Linked DNA regions of Mus musculus: regions 2 and 3 are each linked to region 1. The links are chromatin loops, found by intact Hi-C in ENCODE. Cell type or tissue: gastrocnemius. All regions are shown on one strand. Links, peaks and the distances in the headings refer to the core of each region. The heading gives the core; the rest is flanking DNA. Region 1 holds the start of Eya4 (EYA transcriptional coactivator and phosphatase 4). Region 2 overlaps Eya4 (EYA transcriptional coactivator and phosphatase 4). Region 3 overlaps Eya4 (EYA transcriptional coactivator and phosphatase 4).

What was found. Hi-C counts contacts between places; a loop is a spot of excess contacts. Peaks named below come from ENCODE experiments on the same cell type or tissue, not always from the same donor. Only the 100,000 strongest peaks of a DNase experiment are listed, where the experiment ranks them.
Region 2: it touches region 1 in a loop (5-fold over the local background); 3 of 42 quality-filtered maps call a loop at or near these places.
Region 3: a loop joins it to region 1, with 4 times the contacts of the local background. A loop is called at or near these places in 3 of 42 quality-filtered maps.

The regions. Positions count from the first base shown.
Region 1 is chr10:23,345,575-23,353,982 of GRCm38, forward strand. It overlaps Eya4 (EYA transcriptional coactivator and phosphatase 4), which reads right to left and starts at 4,316. Exons shown (of 19, transcript NM_001347372.1): 1 at 4,188-4,316. In gastrocnemius, for the core only: a CTCF peak has its summit at 4,738; DNase peaks (open chromatin) are centred at 2,954, 3,472, 3,725, 4,036 and 2 more places; H3K4me3 peaks cover 3,667 bases; H3K27ac peaks cover 4,201 bases.
Region 2 is chr10:23,172,913-23,181,320 of GRCm38, forward strand. Eya4 (EYA transcriptional coactivator and phosphatase 4) reads right to left here. Exons shown (of 19, transcript NM_001347372.1): 4 at 87-211. Among named protein-coding and RNA genes, the nearest start is that of Gm24655, 10 kb to the left of the region's middle. In gastrocnemius, for the core only: a CTCF peak has its summit at 3,833 (motif pointing right); DNase peaks (open chromatin) are centred at 2,842 and 4,021; H3K4me3 peaks cover 1,323 bases; H3K27ac peaks cover 3,411 bases.
Region 3 is chr10:23,233,481-23,241,888 of GRCm38, forward strand. All of the region lies in intron 2 of Eya4 (EYA transcriptional coactivator and phosphatase 4), which reads right to left. Among named protein-coding and RNA genes, the nearest start is that of Gm24655, 71 kb to the left of the region's middle. In gastrocnemius, for the core only: a CTCF peak has its summit at 4,928; no DNase peak of the experiment used is centred there; H3K4me3 peaks cover 905 bases; H3K27ac peaks cover 1,218 bases.

The sequences.
Region 1 (8,408 bases), core at 1,930-6,929:
AAATGTAGGCTTGGCGACCCAAAAGGGTTCTGTTTTTGCTGTGTTTTGTTTTGTTTTTGTTTGTTTGTTATCGGCTTCATCTCTAAGGATAGTGGTACATTCAAAAAAAAATTGCATCCTTTTACAGCAAACACATGGGGAGAGCAAGAAAAGTCCCCAGGAAGTGCAGAGGAAAGTGACTAGAGCACACGCTGATGTACTGTGTGTGCCACAGCACTATTAAGTGACAGTAGTGTTTACAAAATCTTCAGACCTCTTAAAGCCAGCAAAGTGGCTTGTGACACTTTTGAATATGGGGCTCTTGTTTATTTTCTCCCACTCAAGTTCAGGCTAAGTGACGCCAGGCTTGGCTCCATGCACAATTTAATGAATATTCAGTTCGTCTCACTCAGACACACCAAGCTGTGAAATGTAGCATTAAACATGGTAACACTTAAAGACATCCTTGCACCTAACCCATCCGGAGGAGGACAAATGCCTGAGAGAGCATGTCCTTTCTAAGTTCACCAGGAAAATTCCATGAGAGGAGCAGGTACTCAGCACTGCCACCCCATTCTGGGTGGTGTTGATTTCTTTCACCCGGTAACCGTTGTAATAAAATCCCCCGACTGTACTTCTGAATACAATTAGTTTAAGATAGTCTACTGAGACACACAGTGTAAGAGTCGAGAGTATGGAAGGATAATGTCCATCCGAAAAAGAAACTGTCAGGGTTATATTCCCACTAAGATGATAACAAGGTGTTTCGTAAAGGTTTGCCCAGCTCCTCCATGACAGAATTCCATACTTTTGATAACAGACTTTTCTGTTTGTTTCTCAAATGAGTGATCTGAAATATTTACAACCAGACAGTACCTAATTTTAGGTTTTAAGTGCTTTAACAGCTCCGTGAAATATGATCAGCAGCTGCAGTACAGAACTATGGTGAATAAGCCCCCTGTAACAGGGGCCTGTTCTTACTGAACACTGAGTATTCTTAAGTTTACCCCATAGGAAAAAAATACAGGAGATAATGTAAAAACATCATAAATGCTCACATTCTTAAATTACTTAGCACTTTACTGAATCTCAAAAGGGATTATCTTTCTTCTTGAATTCTGCATGAAACCTGTGAGCTTCCGCTGCATGGAAGCTAACAAAGCTTAAGTTTGTTATCTAAAAGTTAGAACGTGCATGTTTTCCAGGGCGCTAGCTTCTCTATCAACAGCCATGGGGGTTTCTAGCATCTTACCCTTTCAAAGTTTCTACTCAATTTAACTTGGGTTCATCACATTTAATAAAGCCACATAAATGTATTTTTAGATATGGCATCAGCCACACAGAGCTTGCATCAGTGACGAAAAACATGAAACTGGACACTGTATTTCCTATGGGTGTGTAAAATTTATTTACACCACAAATCACAAGATAAATAAAAGAAAATTTAGAGATGGAGAATATGCTTTCTTTTTAACCCAGAGATATCGGCAAATCTTCAAAAATGAACTTCTCTACAAAGACTTTTTTTCCTTCCAGTTTCTAGAAAATGCCCAAATGTCCATGTTTGTGTTTCTTAATGAGAACAAAACTGTTCTTAAATAAATTTATTTTTTACACAAGTTGCAGTGTTTTGAAGTTTTTTTACTGGAATGTGCTAGCCAACGCTATGCTACTTATGAACACAGATACACAGTTTTGTTTTGGAAATGAGAAAATTGTAATATTCAATGAAATAAACATAAACAAAAGGGGAAAAACTGAATAGCCCTTCCACTTATAACTGTGAAATTCCCTTGGATGAGGTGGTCTTAAAACAGGAAGGCAGTGTGCTGTGTTCACGTTCGTCTATTTCACGAAGTCAGGGAGCAGCAGGCTTTTGAAAACCAGGTTCTTTTCAGACATACCCTTACTAGGAAGGACAAGGAATCACTCATTAGAATATGAGATTTCAAGCCAGTTCAGATGTTAATAGCGAAGATTTTGATGTCGGTTTGTTTTTAACATTCATGTGCGGACATTACAAAAATGTTTCCCTTTGGATTACTTACAGCCTTTAATAAGGTGGAATTGTTTTTACAGTTTTTATCTATGTTGGATATTATTGCAACTCACTCTGGCAGTCCTTCCACACAAAACAGTCTGTCTTACATTGCTATTGCTTTTTAAAAATTTCTTGGGATAATATATTTTTTTAAGTACAAATGTCTTTGAATGCAAATGTCTTAAAATGCACCATAAAGCATATCAAATTATTTTGTTTTAGAATTCTTTCCCTTCAGCCTCTGCTAAATTTTGTTTCTCAGGTATAAGTCTGACAAAAATATATGTTGTTTTTTTTAAAGTAAAATAAAAAGTAGGTACCGTTTCTACTTAAATATCAAACTTTATTGGGAAATTGTATCAAATACAAGTTTTGTCCTTAAAACTTAAAAAATTAAATTAAATTAAAAGAGAAGCACTCAGCAAACAAAAAAGCCACAGTCCACTTTCAGCGCTGTCAGTCACCCACGGGTAAATGAAACTTCAGAAGTTGTTGATGGGAGTCCGGGTTGCTAAACACTCCTAAAGACTCCCACCTAAGTCCCCCAGGAGCCTCGCTGAAACTGACAAACGCTCATAGGTGCAAAAAGGCGGCGCTAAGAGAAGAGCAACAAAATACCATATTCAAGAAGATGTATTTCGCTCCAACAATTACGTTGATCCCAGAGTGCGGAGCCAAAGGGGGTGAGGGAGAAAGAAAACTGTTAAGTGTGGGCTCTTAATGTGAAACCCAACCTGTTGGATCTCTTTAGGTATCAGATTTTGGAAGTGTCTGTAATGACAGCCAGGAAAGCAAATTAATGGCCAAGGGCCCACTGGGTTTGAACACGAGACTCCAGTTACCTTCTCACAGATCAAGTACACAACACACACGCACACGGAGGTGCCCCACGTGTAGCTGCGCAGAAACCAAAACACACGCCACGCGCTTGGTGAGCCGCCACCTAGGTTGTCCCCGCGCGGGGATGCGCGCCTTCCACGGGGGCCCTCGAGTTCAGGAGGCTCCCTGAATGGTCCCTGCGTTGTCCGGGAGAAAAGGAGAAGGCCACGCCGATCCCACCCAAACCGCAAACCCCGTTAGTCTCCCAGGAACTTGAAAGATGTGAGCTGAGGCGCTAACATCCCAAACAAGGGGACGGTGGCAAAAATCAAACTGCACTCCCTTAGTTTTGCCACCGCTCTGCCACCAGGCTCAGTCAAAACCTCCTTGTTTCTTTCAGAGAGATTGCGAATCTCGAATACAAAGAAAAAAGGAAAAGAATTTAGTGCTAATAGAAAAATAAAATGAAAAGTTTGGGGTTGCTGTGGCTTGCAAAACGAAACGGGCTCACACAGTCTGTCTCCCAGTCACAGATGACCAAGCTCTACAAGCGTTTAGAGTGCCAAGGCCACCCCAGATCCAGTGAGCTCTGAGAGAAACCTGCTCGCCCCAGCCTGGTCCTTGGCTTTGGAGAAGTTAGAATTGCTCCTCAGCATCCGCTCCTGGAGCCAATGAACGCGACTCCTCTGACAAGGCGCCTCTAATTTCACAGACCCTGGCACACTGCAAGAGACATTCGTCCACGCCACGTAAAAACCATTAAAGTGACCCCCCCCCCCTGTTTAGACTGCGACCGGTACCTGGAGACCAGGGCTTGGCCTCTGGGTACACGCGCTCCCGGCCTCACGCAAACCCAGGCGCCCACGGCTCTCCAAGGGACACTGAGTGAGGCAGCACCCTTACTCCACGTAGCAGGTCATCACAAAGTATTAAATGTCACCGGGTGGGAGTGGGAAGAGTCTGGTGTAAGCTTCCCGGGCGACAGGGAACAGGGTGCAGGCAGGTAGGATCCGCACCCGGGGACGACGCGAGACTCACTCAGGTCCTGTGGCGCTAGACAAGAGGGGTTACTGGGGACCAGGTCGTTGAGGGTCTTCCTGGGCGAGCGTACCACTGAGGTCCTAGGGACCCTGGCCATGGGACACTGCTGTTGGATCATCGGGGAGAACTCCGAGGCTCACACACTCTCCCTGCGCGCGACCTCCATCCCCAGATCCCCATTCACGCACTACAAAGTGTCTAGCTAGCACTTTCTAGGGGACAGTTTGGGGGAATCATCCAAATCTGGACACACCTCCCCCCTCCATTGGACTTCAAAAACCGGGTCGGATGAAGAGAGGACACTCACCTCTGGCGGCCCGGACCGCCTTGGACTCCCGAAGTTCAATTGTCTGTCCCAGCCAGTGATCTGCGGGTCCGATCTACGTATTTACTCGCTTTCCTTCCAGTGTCTAAGTTTTCCCTTCGCGCTGTGTCTCTGGTAAAAACAGGACATCCCTTTCGGCCACCCCCAACAAATAGCTTACACAAGTGGGGGAGAAACAGGGCGGGGTGGGGGAGCCGGCTGCGAGGGGGGGGGGGGGAGGACGAAAGGAGCCGAACCAAAGTCCGAGCAGCCGAGCGGCGTTAGCGAGCAGAAGAAAAGAGAAAGCGCGCGCGCGCCGGGTGGCCGGGCGTCCCTCCGCAGGTCCCCGCCGCTCAGTCCCCTCTCTAGGGCGCCGACCGGGAAAGGTTTGCGCGCAAGCCGGGAGCCGCCGGAGCGTGCGCCGCGCCGCGGGCAGCCTCTCCCTAGCGCGCGGAGCTGGAGCCTAGAGGCAGGAGGCGGGATGTGGGGGGGTTGGGGGGGGACGTCGCCGCCTGCGTCCTGGGGCTAGGGTGGCCGCTGGGGGCCTCCCGGCAGGCCGCCGGAAGAGCAGGAGATCTTGGCGGGCGCAGAAGCCCTCTCTTTTTATTCGATCTCTGGAAACTGCCTGTTATCATCGGCTTTTTTTTTCTTTTTTGAGGTCTCGCGTGGGGGGACCTCCGGGGCTCCCCGGCTCTGCGCGTCTCTGGTGGCGCCGCGGTAATCTCCGCGCCCTCTGCGCCGCCTCACCCCGCCCCCACCCCGCCTGGCGCTGGCCACCGAGGCCTTTAGACTGAAGGGACCAGCCCGCCACCGGGCTCCTCGGTCCCCCACCTGCTTCTGGGCGGCGGTCCCCTAACTACCCTGTGCGAGCTACAGGCCCTCAGTCGGACTCCTTGCCACTTACCCCAAGAGAGGAGGCAGAAGGGACTCTAGTCCACTTGCAACAAAGTTAAACGCCAACTGACACCAGCCCAAAGCTTGCTCTGGATTTAGGAAAGAGCTTTTTCCTGGAGATGGAAGCGATGAAGGAGTTAGCAGCGTGCAGACGGGCAGCACTGGGAAGTGCCTGGGCCCCTTCCAGGCCGGGCGCAGCTATAGGCGCCCCTCCCAGGCGCCCAAAGGTCAGACTGCAGTGACTTCCAAAGGCCAGTCAGAACTGCTCAGGGCACACTGCTGAAATGGCATTTTGAGCCTATGCCTTCTGTTGATGTCTTTTGTACCTACATTGGATTTCATATTTCACAGACAAATATAAATATCACACTCTTGGACCAAAGCAAAGACAATCCCCAAATATTACTCCCATATAACCCCACCTTTCCCTAAAGCCCATTGTCTCCATCAGTAACATCTGTCCTGATACTTTGATAATGTGTATCAACTCATTTTGAATTTATTGTCAGTTGCTGTACTGCTCACTTGTGGTTCACGCGTGTTTGTTTAATTAATTTCCTAATAGTTATTAAAGCTGTATAAAAGATAACCAAGGCCCAAAGAAATCAAAATAATTTTTCCCAAAGAAAATCAAGTCATCTCTAGCAACAACGCTGCCTTAGATATGGCCATAGGGATGAAAAAAAAAAAAAAACCACTCCACTTCGAAGAAAATCTAGTTTTAATATTTTTATCAACTAAATGATATTCTGGACTTTTTTCAGAAACAAATTTCATCCTTCACTTGAGCTTGGTTTTATGTTACTAACAGGAGCCCTGAACTCTAGTTTAAAAGGAAAATCCATGCTGAATATTTGTTTTTAATGAGCGGGGCATTGTCTACAATGATTAAGAGGAAATGGAAAAGATGCTGGGGCTTTAAATTTAAGCTGATAAAGGTAGTGTCTTCCCTCTGCTTGCTTATTGGCTGTTTCTCCCACAGATCAGTTTCAGGGAGCTTGAGCCAGGCCAGGCCTAACTTCCCCCTTTCTGGCTCTCTGAGTGGAAGGGTTTCTGGTGGTGCTTTGCAGCCTTGGGAGCATTACCCAGAGTGCATTCCTGCGATGGAGAGGAGCACCGGTTAGTATACACTCAAGGGACATCAGCAACAAGAAAACCTCAATTATTTTGTTGTCTCCAGTTCATAGTTCAAAGTGCTGTATTGTCGGTTGGTTGGATGTTTTTGTCCACGTGACAAAGCTGAGATTCGAATGAGTCTGTATACATCCCAATCTATATTTTTAGCCTCTGGGATGCTTTCAGTAGTTGTGGTTGTCAAAAAAAAAAAAAAAAAAAGCAGCCATTCTTTTCGATACAGCATGCATGCCAGTGGCTCAAATAAGAGACTATAACAGTTAATCTGTTGGTGTCAGACTCCTCCATGAATATAGCAACTAAGACTAGAGTAGCATTCTCCTCAAAAGTGAGCAAGCATCCATTTCCTTTTGGTACAAGACTTCATATTTTGACTTTATCTCTTAAAAGGATGGAAAGATTTTTTTCTTTTTCTTTTTCTCCCCCCCCCCCCCCCCAACAGGATTTCTCTGTATAGCCCTGGCTGTCCTGGAACTCACTCTGTAGACCAGTCTGACCTTGAACTCAGAAATCTACCTGCCTCTGCCTCCCAAGTGCTGGGGTTAAAGGTGTGAGCCACCACACCTGGCTAAAATTTAAATTTAAATAAAACTCGATGTTTTAATAAAAATTGGGGGAAACGAGGTGGTGTGTTTCCTAGCTTTCTTCTTTTTAAATTATTATTAAATTTATTTATTTGTTCACTTAACAACCCTCTCATAACCCTTGCATAAGTCCTCTCCCATTCCCCTTACAAGGAGAAGCCTGCCTTTGAGTGTCAGCACCCTACACATCTCCTCCTTGAACATCAAACTGCCAGGCACATCCTCTCCCACTGAGCCCAGACAAAGCTGTCCATTTAGGGATGCTGGATCTGCAGGCAGGCAGGTAGGCAACAAGCTCAGACAAAGGCCCTGCTCCAGTTGTGTTGGGGACACATGAAGACCCAGCTACTCATCCTTGCTGTCTTCCACAATAAACTTTTCAACATGGTGACCTTGCGATAAACGTTATTTTTCTCCCTCATAACTTCTTATACAGATATACAAATATATTCCTAAGAATATATTTGCAGTTACCTCCCAGAAGCCTCAGAATTATTAAATTATTATTAAAATACTAATTATTCAACTTCTTAGTTGATCTTCTAATAATGGCACTTCACCCTGCATATACTGCTTAGTTGCCATCAAGGAGTGAAATCAATTGACTTGTGTGCAGTTCACAACTGAGAGGTTGAACAGCAATCCCAAGTTTTAAGGTTACTGTTGCCAAGGCAAACAATGTATGTTGTTCATTCCACACAGCTATGTCTAGCATCTATTAACCTTATAATTATTGACATGTCACCTACATTGTGGTAGTAAGTATATATTTAAACACAACATGGCTGTAGGTATATGTCATTTTTAAATGCACTTTTATTATTAAGTTTATTTGAGAAGGAAACCTTTTTATTGCCACTATAAATGGAAGCCAAAGAAGAGAAGACAATCCTATAAATAAATTCATAATATAAAAATAGTATTTTTCCTATATCATCTATAATCATCTCACAGTGGTTTAAGAAACAATGATTTAAAGCTCCCAATCCCAGATTTCCCAACATATATTTTTAATCATTCTTTTTCAACTACTCTAGAGAAACGTTGAAGTAGGCCTAGGTAATTTCAGAATTTTTTATTTTGGAATTTTATGTGTTTACTGTGCATGTGTGTGTTATTGTGTATGTGTGTGTGGGAGCGAGTGTGTCAGTTTATGTGTTTACTGTGTATGTGTGTGTGGCAGCGAGCGTGTCAGTGTGAGGATTTTGGGGGGCGGGGGACATGTGGGGGTCAGTGTTCTTGTCCACTCAGTCAGACTGAGGCATGAACTTAGGTGCTCCAGGATTAACAGTAAGCACTTTTACCAGCTCGGCAAGTTATCTCAGACACTGCTCCTTAGTCTACTATTCATCTTCTTTCCTAAATTATACTTGGGGTCTCTAAAATTGGAGGGTCCTTTTAGAAGTGAATTGGTCCAGGGCTTTATGGCTATTTTACTGGGGTGGAGGAAATATAATTTATAAATATGTACTTAAAAAGGGAAGGCTCTCCTAGAGGCTCTTGGTCCTGTGAAGGTTCTATGCCCCAGTATAGGGAAATGCCAGGGCTAGGAAGCAGAGTGGATGGATTGGTGAGCAGGGGGAGGGGGCAGGGGATAGGGGGTTTTTGAAGG
Region 2 (8,408 bases), core at 1,548-6,547, 170 kb before region 1:
GGATTGCTATTTACTAACAACCCCTAGCATGAAGCTTGAGGCAAGCCCTTAGAGGTGACTGTGGGCATCTTTGGGATGGCACTTACCTCCTGTCCCATTTGTTGTGACTGAAGTGCTGCTGAGACCAGATTTATCCAGCTTGGAGCTCCCAGGTGTATCACTGCCTCCAACCAAGGCATGGGGACTTGCTAGGTCTTGCATTTCCATAGACCTGTTAGAATAGGAGCAGCAGAGATCAAACTGACATTTCAGCAAACATTTTTTAATTTCTCCTTTCAGTCTTTGAGTGCTCATGTATGTCAAGGGCAGCACACTGAAAATAGGGGTAGAATCCACTGTGAGACAGCATGACTTGTTCTGCTGTGCAATCCTACGTGCGTGTTCATGTAATGATGCAAAGAAAAGGTCAGACTCTGATCATGACTGTCTACTTTGACATGGATGCTGCCATGAAATAAATCATTCCTGACAGCAACACAGGGGAACGGGAGAATGTTTAATTCCCGTGACTCGGCAGCTCCCGTCGCCAGTGAGGAAGTAACCCGTAGCCAGAAGTAAACACAACTCAAGTTGATCCAAGTGGCTTCAAAACAACCCTCAGACTGACAGCCAGACTTGCAAGTCTTCTAACAGAAAACAATGCTTTCTATCCAAAAAGAGGAGACTTTGACAGGTTTGCTTCTGAGAATAGGAAGGAGTTGATGTATCTAATAAACCTGAGATCCTGAAAGGATTGACTTTTTCTGACAAAATTAAAGGAAGAAAGAGGCAACTAACTCTGTGGACCTGATTGGAACCTTAGAACATTATTTCACAAAAGTCATTCTTTTTGTTGTTGTTCTTGTTGTTTTTTGAGACAGGATTTCTCTGTATAGCCCTGGCTGTCCTGGAACTCACTCTGTAGACCAGGCTGGCCTCGAACTCAGAAATCCGCCTTCCTCTGCCTCCCAAGTGCTGGGATTAAAGGCGTGTGCCATCACTGCCCGGCCAAAAGTCATTCTTTTGAAAGACTCCAAAATAAAATTAAAAAAAAAACTTAACGCATTATCATCACCAATGATTTATAGGACCTAATAATAACTATAGAAATAAGCTATTTTTAATTAGACATGGAACATTGCCAAAAGAACTATACTGGCCTACAAGATAAATACTAATAAGATGTTAAATGTAAATCTTATAGAATATGATATCCAACCATAATGAAGTCATTCAAAAATAAAATGATAATATGATATATAAAACCCCAATTTTTGCTAATGAAATGTTATACTTCTATTTAATCTTCTAATGTAAGTCAAAGAAAAATTCAAAAATAAATGAAAAATGGCCTATAGAGCAAAATACTAGTGACAATACATCGAGTCAGAGCTTGGTATATAGTATATATGGTGGTGGTTAGTGAGCAACAGGGAAAGGGGCCTGAAAATCTATGATGTACATTTTCATCTGAAAAACTAGAAACAGAAAAATTAGTAGACACCAGTAGAATGAAACATTAGAGAGAAGAAATAGAAAAATCTACAATCAATACAAATAGTTTTTAATTCCAAACAATCACTAGAGACGTTGGTGGTATCCAAAGGATGAAAAGTCATTAAACAATGTCAATGAATTCAGGTTGGATAAAAGAGGCCACACCTGACTCAGTAGAAATGTAGAAAATCTCCAAATCAGTTATCAAATGAAGAAAATCCCAGGGATGGGGCTGTAAAAAGGGTTGGACAGGACAATGCCTGCCCTGCAAACGTGAGGGACTGTCTTCAAACCCCCAGCACTTTTAGGCAAGAGCTGAGCACGGTGGAGAATGGCAAGCGCTCCCTGGATGCACTGGCCAGAGAGATTAGTGCGCTCAAGGCTCAGGAGTAGATCCTGTCTTAGAAATGAGATAAAGAGTCATTGCAAAAGCACCCAGAGTCATCCTAAGGCCTCCCCACATGTGCTCTCTCACATACACACCACCTGCACGGGCATGCACATGAACACACCTCCGTATAAACATGTAATACACCACATGGACACACGTCACAAAAATAAAGTATCTTTTTAAATTGAAGCAAATATGTGAGGGAAAGTAATATAGTGTAAATTCTGTCATCTGGGAGAAGGAAGGATTCTCCTGTCGATGGCGAGTCCACTATCCTGATCCAGAACCAGACAAAGGCAGTTTCAAGAAGAACAACATGGACCCACACCTATTACAGACAGCCAAGACACTAGGCTACTATCAAATGGAGAGCAGTGGGCAAAGGGAGCTGGTTTAGGACCAGTGTGGTTTATCCTGGAAATGCAAGGTGGGCTTAGCAGATGCTTTGATCCAGAGATCAATGGAATGCAAAATATTGACAAATACTATGACCGTGGTTGCAAAGATGTACTGGATAATATCCACCATCCATTCACGGTGTACATTCTTGGTAAGCTAAGCCAGTGAGTTCTCCTTCATCTATGAAAACATTCATGAAAACCTCTGCAGCTTGCACCACAGTAAATGAGGAAATGCCAAAGAATTTCAGAGCAAGGACTGAGATGTGTGCTTTCCCCTTGGGTGCAGCGTTCTTCCAGCAGTGTTAAACAGGCAGGAGAAATAAAATATCAACAAGGAGTAAAGACAGAAAGAAAATGGTCTCTAGAAACTTAAGGGGGACTCCTCTTTAATTCATACCAATCTCAATTAAGATTTTTTTGTTTTTGTAAAAATTTTGTAAAATCCACTGGGTGATTTTTTTTTCCAAAGATAAACATGCAAAGACTTTCTCAGTAGTCAATAAAACCAAAAAAGTGTTTCTGTCCTCAATAAGCCCATAGTTTAGACACTGAACTATCAAGATGGCGATGTGCCAAGGGAGCTGGAAGTTGGGCTGTTCACTGTACAACTATGGTTCAACTCAGCCCAAGAAGATTCTGAGTGATCAGATACCTGGACTTAACTGCCATGTAACAGAAAGGGCTTGTGTTTGGGGAAAAACTGACAAAGGAAAACAAACACTGTCCTTTAGAGTTCATTGAGTTTTCTTATATAATATTCAAGAAACTGTAAATATTCTGAGGAATCAGGGAAACCTGACTCCTGTTGAAGAGAACGCACATTAGTGAGAAGCAGGCCTATGTATGACCTTGGCTTTAGAATCAGCAGGAAAGACCTGGCTGGGCCTTGTCTTAGGGTTTTATTGTTGCGATGAAACACCATGACCAAAAAGCAAGTTGAGCAGGAAAGTGTTTATTTGGCTTACATTTCCAGATCACAATCCATCATAAGAGGAAGTCAAGACAGGAACTCAAACAGGGTAGGGGCCTTGAGACAGGAGCTGATGTAGAGACCACTGAGGGTGCTGCTTACTGGCTTGCTCACCATGGCTTGCTCAGCCTGCTGTCTTACAGAACCCAGGGCCATCAGCCCAGGGATGGCCCCACCCACAATGGGATGGGCCCTCCCCCACTGATCACTACCTAAGAAAATGTCCTATGGCTGGATCTCATGGAGGCATTTCCTCTACTGAGGCTCTTTGCATGGTGATGACTCTAGTTTGTGTCAGGATGACACACAAAACCCAACCAGTACAATGTTGATCTTCTGTGCAACTCTACTGGCAGAAAACAAGTAGAAATTAATTCCTGGACTCTCCCTTAATTAGAGATAAAAATCTAAATAGAGGTGTACACTGTCCAGGCAAACACTGGTGTTTATGTGGTCAATGATCTGAGGAACATTAAAGGGTTGAAATGGAGTGGGGGATCCTTGCACTGACAGCCTGAGGATCTCTGCTTCAGACTTCTCTGAACTTCTACCTTAACTGGCTCTCAGCACAAGCAAAGACTTTTGGACACAAGAGGGCAGAGTCTCTGCCTTGGACTTTAAGGTTTAGAATATTAGCAGCCCACTGATGGGACAGACTGTAGTGTAAGCTTAAAGAGTCAGGAAAAATATCTCTGAAATTGCTAGCTAGATTTTGATTGGTTCAAATAAAGGACCCCGAGGGAGGCTTCTAGTTAGTGGTATTACTGAAGTCCCAAAGTAGTGTGGGGGCTCTGAGCCAATTTGGATCATGTACAAGATGTGTAAGCCAGGGAAACCAGTCAGGAATGAAAAAACATAGCATACACCACAAAAAAAAAAAAAAAAAAAAAAAAAAAAAAAAAAAAAAAAAAAAAAAAAAAAGCAAAGAAGCGAAACGTGTTGCTTCTGCAAACCAACCAAAGCTTAGCCTATGAAGCGAATAGAGCCCTGGTGTGTTGCAGTCCGGACCACAGGAAATGAGAAGGCAGCTATCTGGAGTTTTACAGTGCAGCTCCCAGGGCGTATTTATTTTACTGGATTTAAACCTCCTCCAATTAAAGGAGTCTTTAGCGAACAGAACTATGTCATCATTCCCGTGACTGCTGAAGTATCTTCCTGTAGTCTCTTGTGTCTGCTTTGGAATGCCTGCAATTGTCTAACTTCAGGGACTTTGAAAGTTCAATGTAATAGAATTGTTTTCAAAAATTGCAGATGTCAATATAAACACGGACTTGCCTCCTCTAACACTGCTCATGCACATTGCATGTCAAGGCATCCCTCCCTCCCTCCTAGGCTGTCTCTTTCAACTCCCTTTTCAGGAGCCTTGAATCATCAGGCTTTCAAACATTAGGATCTGTCTGGGCAATTTAAATAAGGGAACTTAATCTTAGCCTGACGTGGTCATTGAGAAGAAGAAATGAGAGAATCCCAAGACGTAGGAACCAGCTTCTTGATTCTTTTTTAGAGTTTTTGTTTATAGCCCAGGTGGAATTTGATTTGAATAGTCCGAAGGGTCCTCCTCAAACCCAAGGGAGGGTAAACCTTAAATTTGTGTACTGCAGAATCTATTCCAACTCAGACACTATGATTCACCCTTTGTAGATCCTGGTAATGACTCATGGCCCTGTTTATTTATAGAGTCCCTCCATCAGCTGTTCAGGACCCAAGAAATGCAAGTCTCCTAGACTTTACAACCCTGTCACATGAGCTTTCTTTCTCTGTATGAAACAGACATCACAGAATAAGTTTCTAGGTTCCCAATTCACAGTGCCTACCGAGAGAAACTGCAGTATGACCTCTAGATGGATGCATATGAACATATGGGGTTAGTATTGGCTTTGCTGATAATGTTGCTTAGTATAAGACATAATAATAAATTCTCCCTAGCTGAGAAATAGAAGTGACATAGAGGATTCTTTTCATCTGACTGGAGTGGAAGGCTCCAGAAGAGCAGAAACCTGTCTCTGTTGTGCGCTCTGCCCCATCCCACAACTATTATGATGACATGAAGTATCTAGCCATGATAACATGTGCATAGTAACATAGCAATAGAAAAGAACGATTAGATCGGTTGACCTGAGATACTTGAGGTCAGATTTAGTGTAGTTTAGTGACCTGTTTGGCTAATTCTGTTCTAAGCACAGTCCTAGGAACAGAAGGAACTTTTTGGCTTCTAATACAAAGATGGGGTTAGTTCTATGATGTAAATGTGTGTTGAATTTTCATGTATATGTGTGTGTTTTTGAATGCATAATTCATATACATGCATGCATACATACATTTGTATACACACATACATAAAAAACTTGAGATTTCTCCAAAATGTGTATGGATGTGTGTGTTAGAAAAAGAGATGGGGGTAGAGAGGGGAAGAGAGAAAAAGGGAGGAATGGAAGAAGAGATGGAGATAACATGCTTCTACATGCTAATAAAGCAACTTGGTCAGCTCATGTCAGGACTGGCTCTCATAACCTGACACAGCCCACACCTAGGAAAACATCAGTAACAGAAGCAGGTCACACCTTAAGCCAACACATTTCTGAATAGGGTCTGGATGTTCTTGCCACAGTTATGGCCCTGAGACAGGACCTCTGCTCCAAGACATGACACATCTCCGTCACTTAGTGCCTGTGTTCTGGTGGACAGGCTGCCCCAGGGGAGGCCTTCACAAGCTCATTTCTCCGAACATGGTGAGAACTGAGTGATCTGTGCTAATGAGGAGCCACAGGAGGAAGCCCTCATGATCTTTACTGAGAAATAGGCTTCTGTGCACACTGTGGAGAGCTACACTAGTTTCCAGCACATTGACAATGATCCCCAAGGCCAATATGAATGCTCACAGTGTGGGGCTCATTTACAGAGAAATCTCAGTCCCTGGAGCCAAAACAGATACAGATAAATGCAGGAAAGGAAAGTGATACCTTTTAGGGCTCACAACTAAACATCTTTCTCACACTTGAAACCTGGAAATCTCTCTCTCTCTCTCTCTCTCTCTCTCTCTCTCTCTCTCTCTCTCTCTCTCTCTCTCTCTCTTTCTCTCTCTCTCTCTCTCCCCTTCCTCTCTCTTACCTTTGACTCCAACAAATTATTCAGATAAAACGTGAGTCCTCCAATTCCACCTCTAAGAACCATGAGCAAATACTTTAAACCAATGGGAGCGTGTCTAAATCTGGGTTTTCAAAAGAGTCCCTTCATTGGAAAACAAAGAAAAGAACAAAACTCCCCCCCAGATCCTTCAAGCATTATTCATATGGAGCAGGAGTCAAATTTCTATAAGATCGGTTACAAACCGTGGTTAATGAAGCAGGAAATTATTTTCCACTAGCAAGTTGTGGGGTGAAGCGAGAAGGCCACAATCAAAACATTCAATGCCATCAATTATACTGAGGAATACATCAACTCTTTCTCTACTGAGACTCTCAGCCAGGAGTCCAGACGTTATGTGGGATAAACATTTTTTTGTATTAGAGTGTTTTAACAAAGAAGAACAAAGCATCAGTGTAGTGAACAAAATGAAGATAGTTACCTATTAAACTAATTTAATTTCTGATTATGATGGCACAAGCTATGGTCTTCCACAAAAAATATCATACTTCATTTCACGCTGAGTGTTGGGTTAAAATTAAGCACTGTTAACTCTAAACTGAGCATTAAACATCACCTCTGTCATTTACCAATCATGGGATCTTAGGATCAAATCTGAAGTTGATAAGTAGATCAAATATATTTAACGTGGGGATTAAACATGCACCGGAAATAAATAAGCGTCCCCTCAGTGGCACATTTAGTTTAGTGGAGTATCTATTTAATAAGTGAAAATCACTTCTTCAGTGTTGACAGCACACACCTGCTCTGTCTGAAAACATGCTAAGGAAAACCATACTCTTAACAAGAAGCCCAGTTCATCTCCGGGAAACTCACAGCATCAGAAAAACTTGTATCCGTAGTTTTCTCTGAACTTCCATTCTAGAAGAAAACGGCCTCTTTGACAGAAGTAAAACTAAATCTTCCGTCCCGAAATAGCCTTTTTAAAATCAGGAAGTCAGACTCACATGTCATTCCCCTGTCCCCTTGGGCACCTCCCCTTCTCTCAGTGTTCTCAGGCCATTGCAAGCTTCTTCAGCTATCGGGGTAATCTGTAGGTGGATAGTTTATATAGATGCACAGTTAAAATCCCCAGAATGGCAAAGTCTTGGCGCTTTTTCCTCCAGCCTGTCATTTGGAGTTTGCCTGAGTAGTTCTTTTACTGGACAGTCTCAGCTTTGGCTGGAACTGGGCCATGGAAACTCCCACACCTGTGTCCATGTGGATGCTGCAGAACTCTCTTTCTAAGACATCGCTACCTGTGTGTTTGACATTTGGCACCTAAATGGATAGCTTTAATGCCTTCCTCCAAAAGCCATGGCGTGGGATTGAACCATCTATCCTGCTACCCCATTGTCCTCTTCTTTATTGCTACACCCCATGACCTTATTCACTGTGTCATCCATCTTGCAGTATAAAGGAGATGAGTGAGCCAGCTTCAGGACAAGTCTTGAAGGCAGCAAGTCTGCCACCAGATTTGTTTCTTTCGAGAGAAGGCACTGAAGTAACTTAAGTTCTGGCCCTCAGTCCATATTGTAATGTTGTAGCTTTTTCTCTTTAAAAGGTCTGTAGTGTGCATGTATACACACACACACACACACACACACACACACACACACACACACACACACACACACACACAGAGAGAGAGAGAGAGAGAGAGAGAGAGAGAGAGAGTTAAACTATATTAGAATGCTTGCCTTCACTCTCCTTTTCTGGCACTGCCAGCATTTGGCATGCTTTCTCCTTAGGGGACTTAGGCTGCAGTGTCCTGATCATTGTCCTCTATTAATTTAAACTTAACCAATAAAACAGAAATTCATAAGAAATCCAGTGGTAGACAATGTATTGTGTCATACTGTGTCACTGACAATGTAAGAAGAGGAAATTTTCACAAGGACCCACTTGTTCCTAGATGAATAGCTACAGGAACTCAATGCCTGAAGAGAGAAAGAACAGATTTTCTCCAGGAACAAGCTCTCTCAAGGTTATCCAAGCCCAGGTGGTCAGTTCTAAACACACGTATATGCTAGCAACCCTATATGGA
Region 3 (8,408 bases), core at 2,305-7,304, 110 kb before region 1:
TTTATCCCCAACCCCCAAGTAGAGAAAACTTCGTAATGTTTTGGCAACGTCTTCTACCCCATGACGCCCTTTTCAAGATATTGGAATGTTATGGCCACGAGGTTAAGAAAAACTCTCCCATTTATCACAACCTGCCAAGCACAACAGGACCCAAGTAACCCAGCCCTCTACCGCTTACCAAAGTCAGCTCATCTTAGTCATGAAGCCTCAGAAGAGTTTGGCCACGGGCACAGATGACACATCACATTTTAAAGTGTAAATATCAGTTACCATGTAAAACACTCTAGTTCAACTAACATCACTTGCCTATTATGTGTAACTGATAACTGGCCCTCCCAAAATGAACAACTAGCTGGAGAGCTAGTCCTATTAGAGAATAATGATAACATTGTTGTATCCATATGCAAATGTCTCTCTCTCTCCCTCTCTCTCTCTCTCTCTCCCTCCCTCCCTCTTCACTTCACTCCCTCCCTCCCTCTCTCTCTTCCTCCTGCTCCTCCTCCTCCTCCTTCTCTTCTTCCACCTCCACCTCTACTTCCTCCTCCCCCTTATGTGAATTTTTAAAAACCACATTTTTAAATTATGTATTTAAAAGCCCTCTTAACGCAACAAATATGAACATCATTACTCTGATACCAACTAAAAAAAATCCTTTAACACTTAAAAGAAGTTTATATGATGCAAACAAAAATGTAAAGGAAATATTAAATTGTAATTTGATAAATTTATTTATATTCATGCAAGTATTACTGTACAACACATTGACTCAAATATGTATACATAAAGACTCTGGTATTTTCAAATTTTGTGCTCTTGATGTATTAAAATGGCTATTTAAAAATTCTAAAAATGTAGAATGATTCCTTAGATTTAAATTTATACCACACAGAAAGCATATACTTACAGTGTGATACATTTTAACCTATTTTCTGCAATATTATACAATGTTCTCATTTTTTTAGAATCTATTCTAGGTTAATTTTCATTAAATTTTTTCTTGCATGTCTTGCATGTTATTTTAAAATAAACCCTTTCTCACGAAGTACTAATCTAAAAAGGAAATTCATTTGGCAGAACTAATAAAACACAGATGATAGTATAATACACACTCTAAAAACCACAGATATCGTGTTTTCTGTTTGCATTGTTTTTCTATCAAACTAAGGTAACAATTTTAACTATTTGCCAGCAAAGAGCATAAACAATTCCACAAAGCACACACATATCACACATACAACTAGGGCACCAGAAGAGAGAGCACCTTTAACTGTATAACTTTAAGTAATATTTAATTAGCTTACTACAAAAATCGTTACAAGTAGAAGTTACTTTGATTAATGAAGTAGTACTCTGTTACTGTCAAAGTTTTTCTCACTCTAAATATTTGTCAATTCTAAATACGTGGGTAGAGACTCTCTTCTGACTGGACAACACACCCACACAGCCGAATGACTGATTGGGTCTAACTCTTGTGAAGGTCCCATTCCAGAGAAACCTAATAAATAATTGAGATACACTTACAATAGTCTCCTTTTTGACCTCAGTTAAAACAGCTTTCTGAGATATGGGTTGAAGCGCAATTTATCTGTTTCTCACCGTGTACACTCCTGACGTCACCTGGCTTTTGTATTTCTTCAACAGCCAAATTCCCCTTAAAATCGTCTTGCACCGTTTCCCTAGAGGTTTCCCTAGAGTAAATGGTGTGGCTACCCCTGGACTCATACAGAGGACCCTTTCCTTTCTGTGTGGTGGCCCTTTCCTCCAGAGTTATGCTGTTTAATTTTTAAAGATTCCCAGAACACTTACAAAGAAAGGTGGGGGGGACGGTAGAGAGAAAAATCAAAATAGAGACAAAAGGAACGCTAGTCTCACTCTTCCCTGCCCTTTGCGAACTTATAACTAAAGAAGTTACGACACAAAGTAATGTATACACCTATTGGTATTTGCTCTTGGGAGTCATTTTGATAAGCATATTTCAGTAGTTTAGTAAATGTTGATTACAAGATGAAAATCAACATAATGGCAGTCTTTTAGAAAATAGTAACTCCAGTTCAGAGAGGAGCGGGAGACAGCGGATGATCAGCGTCAGCAGTTCAGTGGGTCTCGCTGAGGACCATGTGAGAAAGCTCACTCACTGGACTAATTTATTCTCCCTTTCACCCCCAAGGTCCCTAAACTCTTTAACTTTGGCAGTAAAGCAGTTTTCACAGATACTTAGAACCAGGGAACATTTTCTCCTCTTGTACTGTTTTACAGTGTGTGTGTCTGTGAATGAGTATGTGTGTGCATGAGTGTGTGGGTGTCTGTGTATGTGTGTGTGTATGTGTGTGTCTGTTTGTGAGTATGTGGGTGTCTGTGTATATTTGTGTGTCTGCGTGTGTGTGTGAGTCTGTGTGGGTAAGTGTGTGGGTGTTTGTGTCTGCATGTGTGTCTGTGTGTGTATGTGCATATGTCTGTGTGCGTGTGTGTGTACAGAAGGAATAAACAAGTTCACCAACAGCCCACCTTCCTTAGTCGTCCTCAGACAGACCTTTGCTGCTCTCATCATGCTAACTCCTTAGCGCCATACCTTTTATACAGCAAACAGCAGTTTATGTTCTCTTCATCTTGTGGCCTACAAACCTAAGGATGTGTTTAAGTGACTTAAGACAAAGCATTTCAAAAGTTTCTACATCAAGATTTTAAATCAAAGTACACACTATCTGAAGTTTATTTCCAAATGGGGAGGGAGGGACCACAATAAAATCCTTTAAGACCTTAGAAGTTAAACTTGTTCTTATAATGTGGTTTCAGAAAAATACCCCAAATAAAATATCACAAATGAAAGGGCATCTCTTCTCTTAAACCTTATAAAGTGCTAATTATTAAGACAAACACAGCTCAGATCTCATGAAAGGAAAAACTCTCCTCAAGATTCCCAAACAATTTACCTAGAAAATAAAGTCTTCAATTTGAGTGACAGGGGATAGATTTTCCAATCTTGTAACCCGCAACTGTTAAGGAAAGTCTTAACTTGTCTGTTACGGTTGCACAGCGATGGTATAACCTCTTACCAATTATCACCTTACCTACTGTTCTCCCACCACGAAAGTAATTAGAGTTTTTAGAGTAAACAAAGACAAATTCTATTTTTTACTTTAAGTATGGACAGATTAAGAATTTTATCAAGTAGACTTTCTTGCCCAATTTTTAGACATATTTATTCTATCATGTTTACTCTAAACATATTCATCTTAATTTAAAAAAAAATCTGCTCTGAAACGGAAGTGCCACATGGTAAATGCAGGTCTAGCTGTGCCACATCTAACAGCATGGATAAGGCTTCTGTCAAAAGCTAACTATAACTTACCTCGAGCTCCAAACACCTGAAACAGATTCCAGTTGTATTTTGGAAGTGAGTTTTTTTGCATGTGTGTGTGTGAAGTTCAACAGGCAATAAATTCCATTCTGCAGTGTCAGGAAAATGAAGGCCGGTCCCAGAATTACAGAACACTGAGTTTATGGTCCCTAGTCTACATTCAGGTAGCCTTAAAAATATTTTACTCGGGCGCGAACCCTCTGGCTCCCTGAGCAGTGCCTCAATGTAGGTTAGCTAGACAGAGGCCTGGGGACGGCACAGGCTTGGCTCTGGACGCTGGCTTTCCGCACCCTTCTGTGTTATAGTAAGATGACTTGCTGGCTGAGGCTGACGCTGTCCCAGCTCCCAGAGCCCTGCAAGATCTGAGGAGCAGCATTTATCTGAAGGTACTTTGACAGAGCCACACGGCTTGGTGAAGTCCCGGGGCTGTCTACCTGCTGTCATAGGACACACTCAGAGCCAATTGTTGCCGTGTCTCACAAGATTAAAATCTTGTATTAGGTTTTCCAAACAGCAGATTTCGCTTGAAATTTCTCTTAAAGCAACATAGTTTGTGGCAAGGTAACCTCAGTTAGGGTGACACTTTTTGTAGTTTCCAACCCACACTTTCATTTGTGCTTGTTTTTGAAAGGAGGACAGATCTTGTAAGATTTCAGTTTCGTTATTCTCTCCGGTTCTTACACACAAAATGTTCTTTCCCCTTTAGTACACAAGGCACAAAATGGGAAATTAATTACATTCTTATTTAACTCACTTTTATTGCATGTTCATTAGAGGCAGAAGAAAGTCATGAAATTAGGATTACATGTAAAGGGTCATCCTTCTATGTAAGGTTTTTCTAAGATAAAACTTGTTTATTTTTACAAATGAGAAAGCATGCATTAAGTTCGAGTGGAACACAAACTGAACAGGAATAGCTGAATTCTAGACAAGTTCATTATTGAACATTAGTCTTCCCTTTTTCCTTAAGAGTTTGCCAGACCATTATTTTCTTTGCAGAAAGTAACATGTCTAAAAATGTATCTAACTGGCCAGGTGGTGGTGGCCCATGCCTTTCATCTGAGTACTTAGGAGGCAAAGGCAGGTGGATTTCTGAGTTCGAGGCCAGCCCGGTCTACAAAGTGAGTTCCAGGACAGCCAGGGTTATACAGAGAACCCCTGTCTGGAAAAACCAAAAAAAAAAAAAAAAAAAAAAAAAATGAGAAAAGTATCTAAACTTTTTATATTAATTCATATCTCAAATTCTTCATAAATTTCAGACCGGCATTTATAGCCATTGCGGGAATTACTGCCTCTAATTTGTTCATGCAATCCTCAGATAACTGATTTTCCTCTTGGGGTTTTGTTTTTGTTTTTTTCTTTTGCTTGATCTTTTCATCTAGGGCCAAATGATTTCATGGCCTGCAGGAGGGGAGTAAATGGCTCATTTGAATAAACTGCAGCCTGGCATCACTTTTAGAGATTCTCACTTTACAGGGAGGAGCTGATAAAGGTGTTTCCCTATTTTTAACCCTGGACCTTGGAGACAGAAACCCCAGAACTTCAGCAACCGAAGTTGTCGCTGTTTACCAACTAATGCCACTGCTGCGGCTTGCGGCTTCTGCGGTAGCTGCAGAGATGGGAATGCGAAGGGAACACCTTTGCACCTTACACCTGTAGCTGGCACTAGCCTCCAGACTTGTGTCATGGTAACGCTTAAATGATGGAGAGCTGTCCTACTCTATTCAAGTTCATGAAGTGTCTGTTCTGTGGGAGTACCAGAGAGCCTACATAGACCAGAAAAGGTCTTCCTTCTTAGTCTATTTGGGATCACTAAAAACAATGTCTGGTATCCAAATCTTCTCAAGGAATTACATTTTTAAGTATGAGAAAACATGCTTTTGAGACATCTATTTTCCTAAGAGATTACAAGGCACTCACTATTTACTGTATTTATGCATGCTTGATTGCAACAGTATTCACTGGAGCAAAATATTTGTTTGTTGCTGGTACAATAGGGACTCACTCAAACATGCCTAAAGCTCTAAGGGGGATAAAGTCAGCTCTCTGTGTATTAAGGAAGCATGGGTGGTTTGTCATTTTTTTTTTCTTAATCACATGCAAGTGGACTCAAAACCTTTAGGAAAACAGGTGTAAAAATGAGTCTGTGTCGGGTTGTCTTCTTAAGTACACACCACAGCAAACTTTCTGATCAGAAATGAAATCTCATTTGTTTGCACCATGGCTTATCAAAGTGAGTGCTATGCTGTAACAGCCAAGAAAGAAAATGGCCATCAATTTTGGATAACACTTTGTGAAGAGCATGTATTGCAACACCACTCTCCATTAACACAGTAGCGAGAGCATAGGCATGGGCAGAAACCAAAACATGACATCCTCTCCAAGTGTTAGTCTGCCTCCTACGAAATGGTAGTTCTCATCAAGACCACTAATGGGAGCCTATTTAGTTTTCCAACATAAACATAGATTATTGAAGATCTCATCTACCAAATGTTTCATTTAACAATATCTTTTATATTATCTTATATTTAAAATTACATCTAGTTCTCAAGCAATGCTGATAATTATAATGAGATTGTAGGGACAAGCGTAGCCCCAATTAAAAAAAAAAGAAGTTTTTGGTAAAAAAAAATGCTTATTTTCAATTATATTTTATAGTATGAAACTGCTGTGCTGATCTCACAAAATTATATAGCCCTTCAGATTCTATCTGCCAATAACTCAAGTCCTGTCTTCGAGGGTGAAGGTTTGCCCCACATTAGATAAGAGTAAAACTATTACAAACTGCTGACAGCTGGTATGCTACACAGTAGTGACTTGCATGCTATGAATGCCACCCTGGCATTTGTCAAATACACAACTTTCCTTCACAGGAATATGCAGAGTAGAGTTAAGGCTAATCATGGCACCTGTTAAGTTTGAACAAAGCCTTAACAACTTTTGCTTTGAATTAATAAACAAATGATTCTTTGCTGCTGTTTCCTGGCCTGCCTCCTTTACTATCCCCTATGCTGCTCAGCATCCATGACTTGCAGGAAACTGTTTTCCCCACTTTGTGCCACCCCCTTTTTGCATTAAGATATTTTGTAGCATTTCACAATTAACTATGAGATGCATTCCTAGATAATTCTAAGAAAAGATACTTGAAGCTGAGAGATTAAGGTAGAATTGCCATGCAAAAACAAAAGGGAAAAGCATAGTCACGTAATTTTGACAACAATTACAAAAGGATGACAGAGAGAACATGGCTGAAACTTGAACCAAGTACAATACTGTCCCTAATTGCTAGCTGTGCAATGGTCATGTATATAAAAAACTAAATAGAAACCACAGCGATGCTGTTTTCCTCAGGCAGGTGTTGATGTGGTGTTTACTTGATATAAACTCAAGACATGGGAACTTATATATAAGCCGAGAGCTACCACTATGCCACTATGTAACAAACGGCATATGGTATCAATGCCATGATATATTTGCTGTTTGCTTAATCTCCTTTACATTTTAAGACTGACACACTCAACGAATATTAGGAAAACAAGTGATAATTTCAAAGAATGGGAAAGGTTAGAGAGGGGTGGGATTATTGACAACAACTTAAGTGCTCCAAATCATTGAAATGTCATACTTGTCTAGATAATTATCTTACATATTCAATATTGTGTCTACAAATTGAAGACTCCACGATTTTTATAACTGCCAGAGACCTGCCCTCTCACATCTCCCTGTTTAATTCCTATCTGTACATCAATAATCAGTTTCAGTGCCTGGCCTGTGTTGTTTCTCTTCAGGACCTAGTTGTACCTACTGGACCTAGTTGTACTGTACAATCTTTCCCACACATATAAAGTCCACAATCAGAGTTACTGAGTTCTCTCTACAACTCTTACATATAATTGCACCTTCAGAATTAGTGACTGCGACCTTCAAACTCTGTCTCAAATATGCTCACCTCTCTCCATTTCCTCAGCTATCAAGTGGTCAAAGCCTCTTTTTGCTTGTATTACTACAGTAAGCACCTGAGCTACCTTGTTTTAACTGTGTTTTCACAGCTATTATGATTCTCTATTTGGTATCTAGTCACCATGAGGCCAACTGTATTAACGATATTCTTATTTTCTACATTCTGATGTTCTTGTATTGGTGATCTTCATGACTGAGTAGGGACAACCCTTCTCAAGACTAGTGAATCTTTAAAGACAAGACAGTACAAGGAAGCCTTCTGTTTGCCTAGAAACTAACAAATCACAACAGTAGGACAAATCATGACAGTATGCACTCAACCACCTCCTTGATTTGCCTGCTTTAATTATATTTTCTGCAACTGTGGCAGAAAGCCTCTAACAGAGCAGCTTAAAAGAGGAAGAACTGGTTTGACTCATGGGTTTTGAAGTTTTGGCCAACCAAGAGCTAGAATATCTTTCTTTAGTTTTTCTTCTTCTCAGATATTTGTTTATGGCAGTGAGAGTCATAACTAATACACAGATCATAGAGATACTTGGTGATAACTTTACTCAACTACATGAGTATTCCTACACTCTAGGACAATTCAATGTAACAAGAAAATTAAAATGGCTAACCCAGAATAAATCTGACAGTTGCTCTCTCCCTCTTGTAATCAAGTGGCTCTCTAGAAACCTCAGCCCCTCTCCTATTCATTGTTCTCATAACCCAGAATGGAATGTGGACAAAGAAGGACCAATAGCATCATATTTAATACACAAGACATATTTACTTCCTGTTTTTTAACCATCACCTATACCATATTTATTTAACATATACTCAGCCATTCAAATTTTATGCTCATAAAATATACTTTACTTTTTGATTTGGCAGTAGGCTTGGGGATCAATCTAAAGACTAATGTTTTCAAGCCATGCTATGCTCCATATTTTATCAACAAGATCACAAGTATTGACATCATCTAGTTCATCTGGAAACCTCTTTATTCATGAGCCATGTGGTGGTTTGAATATGGTCGGCCCAGGGAGAGACACTATTAGTTGGTGTGGCCTTGTTGGAGGAAATGTGTCACTGTGGGGGTGGGTGTTGA